Regions from separate parts of the Homo sapiens genome. Here region 1 is linked to region 2. Evidence: read pairs that join two places in POLR2A ChIA-PET (ENCODE). Cell type or tissue: OCI-LY7. All regions are shown on one strand. Each heading gives the region's core, and the rest is flanking DNA. Links, peaks and the distances in the headings are about the cores only. Region 1 overlaps BCAS1-AS1 (BCAS1 antisense RNA 1). Region 2 overlaps TSHZ2 (teashirt zinc finger homeobox 2).

Region 1 (2,917 bases), core at 263-2,762, 790 kb before region 2:
GCGTAGTCATGGCTCACTGCAGCCTCAAACTCCTGAGCTCAAGAGATCCTTCTGCCTCAGACTGCTAAGTAATTGAGACTACAGGCACATGCCACCATGCCCAGCAATCTTTTCATTTTTTTGTAGAGAATGTTTTGAGCTATGTTGCTCAGGCTGGTCTTGAACTCCTGGCCTCAAGGAATCTTCTCATCTTGGCCTCCTAAAGTTCTGGGATTACAGGCAAGAGCCACCACAGCCAGCCATGTCCTTTCTTATTTTATCACCTGAATTATGGCCATAAGGCAGGATGAAAAGAAAATAAAATTAGAGAACCTGAGAATGAAATCATTGATTCAGTAACTGTTGCATGTTCTCCTCTATGGAGTTATTCCATTTAATCTTCAGAGGAACCCAGTGAGGTGGGGTTCTTCATCTCCTTTCTACACATGAGAAAACTGAGGTGTAAAGAAGTTACAGAATTTGCCAGAAGCCACAGAGCTGTTAAGCAAAAAAGCAAAGATTCCAAATGGGAGTGTGTGATTCCCAGTTTGCAGACTTAATCACGAGGCTGCATCGCCTCCTGCCATGTTGGGGAAAGCAGCGGGGTCAGTATGAGGGAGGCGGGCAGAGTCCTTCTCTCAGCGAATCACACAACTTGTTCAGGTCAGCCTGAGGAGACAGGGGCCACATCTTTGTTGCTAGCTTGTGTCTATAGCTCCCTAGAGTTCTGTGTTTCTCTTATAAAGTTAAGAACACACAACACCCCCTTGAGTTAGGAGCAGGAAAGAGTTGACTTTTGTTACCCAGTCTTGGAGAAGTTGATGGTTCTAGGTCCTTTTAATGGTGTGGAGGCCTGACATTTGATATCTGGGGAAAAGGTGGGAGAAAAAAAACTCCAAAATCCAAGCCCAGGCTGCTTACGGCCTGCTTGCCTGATTGCTTGTCAAACAGGAACCCTTCCTTGGCTGTCTTCCCTCCTAAATGATTTTCAAACTACAGTTTTAAAAACAGTTCCTTTGGGGAATTATAAAAGCAATGATGTTTTTGACGGAAAATTGTTGTGTCAACAGAAATGCATGAAAAATAAAATCACCAATTTCCTCATCACCCAGAGAGAACCACTGTTAACATTTTAACCACTTTTCCTTCTTTTTTTCTTTATGCAGAAATACTATTTTGTAAGCACTCAACTGCATAAAGTTTCATAGCATGCACTTTTAAAATTAAACATTGTATTACCAGCATTTTCCCATGTTTTAAAATTTTTCTAAAACTTGAAAAACATGATTTTTAATAACTACCTAATAGTCTACCCTACAGGTTATTATAACATTTAATAATTTCTCTATTGGTGGACATTCCTTTGTATCCTATTTCAAGCAACATTTCCCCCATGCAAATGTTTAGCCTTTATACAGAGATTATAATTTGATTCTACCAATCAAACTATTTTTATTTCACACCAACTTCCTTCTAGGCTTTTCTGTATCAGAAGAGTTGGGATGTAAATTACGGGAGTGATCTCAGCTCAGAAACAAATTCCATTGCTGTACCGTAGCAGCAACGCCCTCTGAGGAGAAGCCAACATGCCCTTTTAGTGAGCTTTTGGGTCACTCCAGTTAAAAGCAAACCAACACAGAAGTTTCCCTTGACTGTCTTCCCCCATCCTGTAGCCCTATGTTTCACTTCCCCTTAATTTCAATTTCTGCCTCTTTACCTCCCATTTACTTCTCAGAATGTTGTAATCTATTTTCCACTCCCATAACTGCTGAAACAGCCCTTGCAAAACACGAAATCCATTGTGCTATGCTTTAATTTCTAATTGCACAAGTGATACACAACAGCACTTTCTTAGTTAAAATGATAATCAACAATTTAAAGATAAAGGTAAACATTAAATTCATTTTTTTTTTATTTTTTTATTTTTTCTGAGATGGAGTCACGCTCTGTCGCCCAGACTGGAGTGCAGTGGCACAATCTTGGCTCACTGCAACCTCCACCTCCCGGGTTCAAGTGATTCTCCTGTCTTGGCCTCCCAAGTAGCTGGGACTACAGGCATGTGCCACCATGCCTGGCTAATTTTTGTATTTTTAGTAGAGATGGGGTTTTACCATATTGGTCAGGCTGGTCTCAAACTCCTGACGTCAAGTGATCCTCCTACCTCGGCCTCCCAAAGTGCTGAGATTACAGGCATGAGCCACTGCCCCTGGCCTAAATTCACTTTTAACCACTTATTCCCAATCTCAGGAACATCAAGGGTATCTAGTGTTGTATATGTGATGCGTTTTCTTCAGATCCTGTTTCTAAAGAAGTGGGGGTGGAAATGAGAGGGGGAAGAGGAGGGAGGAGGAGAGGGAGAGGAAGCCGCAGCACAGGCCATCTATAACGCTATATTTTCCTATAACTCCACTTTTTTGTGTGAGGGGGCGTTTCTTTTTGGTTTTGTTTGTTTGTTTTTTGAGATGGAGTCTTGCTCTGTCACCCAGTCTGGAGTGCAGTGGCACGATCTCGGTTCACTGCAACCTCTGCCTCTGGGGTCCAAGCAATTCTCCTGCCTCAGCCTCCTGAGTAGCTGGGATTACAGGTGCCCGCCACCACGCCCGGCTAATTTTTGTATGTTTAGTAGAGATGGGGTTTCACCATGTTGGCGAGGCTGGTCTCTTGGCCGGGCTGGTCTTGAACTCCTGATGCACGTTTAGGTTGTTTCTAGTTCTTCACTGAAACAAATAATAATACAACAAAGGGCACCCTTTACCACTTCTCCCTGTGCACCCATGAGAATTTCATTTCTCTAGGGCAGGTAAAGAATTGCACCTGCAGGCTGATTGAGTGCGCACTTTTCCTTTTAACATTAATAGGCTCCGACAACCTCTCCACCACCACCACAACGCGGCACATTTACATCAACAACCCATTTCAACCCCATGCTACTCGGCTC
Region 2 (2,917 bases), core at 191-2,690:
GTGGAGGAAGAGCACAAATATGAAAGGACTTAGTGTGCTGAAAAAACTGCCGAGTGTTTGATGTGACTAAGGGTGAGAGAAAAGCCCTGGTTGAAAAGCTTGTGTGGAGGGAGAATAGGCAGACCTTAAGGTGACTATTTGCTATTTTGGAGGAACCTATATGTGAAGTATTGTTTTTTTTTTTTTTTCTTTTTTGAGACAAGAGTCTTGCTCTGTCGTCCAGGCTGGAGTGCAGCGGCTTGATCTCTGCTCACTGCAAGCTCAGCCTCCTGGGTTCATGCCATTCTCCTGCCTCAGCCTCCCAAGTAGCTGGGACTACAGGCGCCCACCACCACGCCCAGCTAATTTTTTTGTATTTTTTAGTAGAGACGGGGTTTCACCGTGTTAGCCAGGATGGTCGCGATCTCCTGACCTCATGATCTGCCCGCCTTGGCCTCCCAAAGTGCTGGGATTACAGGCATGAGCCACTGCGCCCGGCCACTGATATATGAAGTATTGTTAATGCTGGGCTAAGGAGTTTGGATTTTCTGCCTCTGCCAGTGTTTTCCAAACATTAGTCATTTGTGGACCACTTTCACAATTTTTGTCCTGGCTGGCTACTGACTTGGGGATTTCTTTTTTAAGTAGCTCACTTAAAAATACACTTTATTAGATTTATTTTTTAAAGATAGCTCTAAAAATACCACAACTATTCAAATGAAATGTATTCATTTGTATGTTCCTCCAAAGCATCTTATCCGCTACACTTGTGGAAATATTGTTTGGAGCCCTGGGATCTGTAGTATTTTTGGAACTACATGATCAGGTCAGAGCTGTGCTTTACAAAGATGCTCCTGTTGCCAATAAGAAGAATGGATTAAAGGGGCTACGTGCACAGAGATCAGCTAGAGGGCGATGATATGAATGTGTCTGAAAGGTGACAAAGTCCTGGATGAAGCAGCAGCCGTGGGGGTGAAGAGAGTTAGGGACTCATTTGAGGGCCACTTCAGAGGTAGACCAAATAGGATTTAGCGGCAGATTTGATGGGTGAGAGAGGGATGGTGGCAACTGTGATGGGCTAGACGTGGCTCCTTAATGGAGGGGCAGTTCCTGACAGCCATTTACAAAGTGATTCCATTTATATCAGTTATTCACAGACGCTGGAATCTTGAGCTCTTCAATGCCTAACGAACAGTTATGTAACCTGCAGGAGCTGAATTCTTGGTGACGGAGCCAGCAAGATCCTTCCTGGGGAAAACAATTTACTTGATACACAGTGTTTAGAATGAAAAAAAAAAAAAAAAGAAACACGAATATATTATCCATCTGTCTGCCCAGCTGTGGATGCTACATAGCTAATAGAAGAAAAATTTCTGTTAGCAGTTTTCTTGGTATTTTGTAAATCTAATTCTTAGATTTTTAGCTGCAGAAGTGTTACTATCAATGATAAAGGCAAACCAGGATAACTACAGTGGGAAATTGAAGTAGGTAACTGGTTGATTGCATGTATTTTAATTTTTCGGAACCCAAGCGCCATCCCCACACAGGGACAGGCAGAGGAGGGCAGACACACCACCCTCCCTGCTTTGTGAATCATCTAGACGATATCAGTCCATTAAACCACATAACCGATCATCTCTTTTCTTCATTTTGCTTCTGTATGTAAGATCGGAATATCTTCACTTAACAAGAAAGAAGGGGAAAATGGATCCTAACAGTCATTTTAATCAGGTAGAAAAAAAAATGAAGGGGAAAAAAAATCCAAACATCTCTTTTCCCCTTCTTCCTCAGTAGATTTTTTTTTTTCCTGTAATGGTGTAATGTGATGCCTTTCTTTGGGTAAAGCAATTTGCATCACTTAGAGGAATGAAAGGAAACTATAATATCAAGTTTATCTAAACTACTGAGTGAAAGGAGACTTGAAACTCTTAACTCAAGCCAAGAGAAGCACAAACTGCTGGGAAGTTCCAGTGTTTGGGAGGGAGATTGGATACTTTCCTCTAACTACTTTGATGTTACAGGTTCCTCTTCTATAAAACAGAATTAAGAGTGTCTACTGAAGTGGGCTTTAAGAGAGGTAATAAAATATTGAAATACAGTGTTCAGCACAGTGCCTGACATACAGCAAGTAGCCAATACATGGTGGAAGGAGTTATTATTCCCAGTAGTCCATCTGCCATGTAAGCTCAAATTAATTTTAAGTTCCCTTAAAAACTAGCTCTTCGATCCCTTGGTTTTCTCCATGTTTTAATTTGGTAAATGCATGCACCAATATACGCTCTCTACTTGCTATGGTTTGAATGTTGTCCCCTGCCTGGCAGTATTGAGAGGTAGGGCGTTGAAGAGGTGATGAATCCATTCATGCATTAAAGGGTTAATGAATGAATGGGTTAACATGGGAGTGCAACTAGTGGCTTTATAAGAGGAAGAGAGACTTGTGCATGGCACCTTAACACACTCAGCATTCTCGCAGTGTGATGCCCTATGCTACCTTGGGACTCTGTGGAGTGTCCCCACCAGCAAGAAGGCCCTCACCAGATGCAGCCCCTCAACCTTGGACTTCTCAGCTTCTGTAACTATAATAAATACATTTATTTCCTCTGTAAATTGACCACTTTTAGATATTCTGTTATAAGCAACAGAAAGCACACGAATACACTACCTAAAACTGAAGTACTAGAAATGGGACAAACATTGTCTGGGTGTGGTGGCTCACGCCTATAATCCCAATGCTTTGGGAGGCTGAGGTCAGAGGATCATTTGAGCCCAGGAGTTTGAGACCAGCCTAGACAACATAGGGAGACCCTATTTCTAAAAAAAAAAATAAAACATTAGCTGGGCATGGTGGTGCACACCTGTAGTTCCAGCCTCACTTCTGGAGGCTGAAGTGGGAGGATCCTTGAGCCCAGGAGGTCAAGGATGCAGTGAGCTATGGTTG

Evidence for each region. Peaks named below come from ENCODE experiments on the same cell type or tissue, not always from the same donor. Only the 100,000 strongest peaks of a DNase experiment are listed, where the experiment ranks them.
Region 1: POLR2A ChIA-PET joins it to region 2 with 6 read pairs; 2 of 35 experiments call an interaction of 5 or more read pairs at or near these places.

The regions. Positions count from the first base shown.
Region 1 is chr20:53,921,841-53,924,757 of GRCh38, reverse strand. The region is part of intron 1 of BCAS1-AS1 (BCAS1 antisense RNA 1); the gene reads right to left. Among named protein-coding and RNA genes, the nearest start is that of BCAS1-AS1, 7.8 kb to the right of the region's middle. In OCI-LY7, for the core only: a CTCF peak has its summit at 721; DNase peaks (open chromatin) are centred at 697 and 1,637; H3K4me3 peaks cover 1,102 bases; H3K27ac peaks cover 2,500 bases.
Region 2 is chr20:53,135,663-53,138,579 of GRCh38, reverse strand. All of the region lies in intron 1 of TSHZ2 (teashirt zinc finger homeobox 2), which reads right to left. Among named protein-coding and RNA genes, the nearest start is that of TSHZ2, 160 kb to the right of the region's middle. In OCI-LY7, for the core only: a CTCF peak has its summit at 840; no DNase peak of the experiment used is centred there.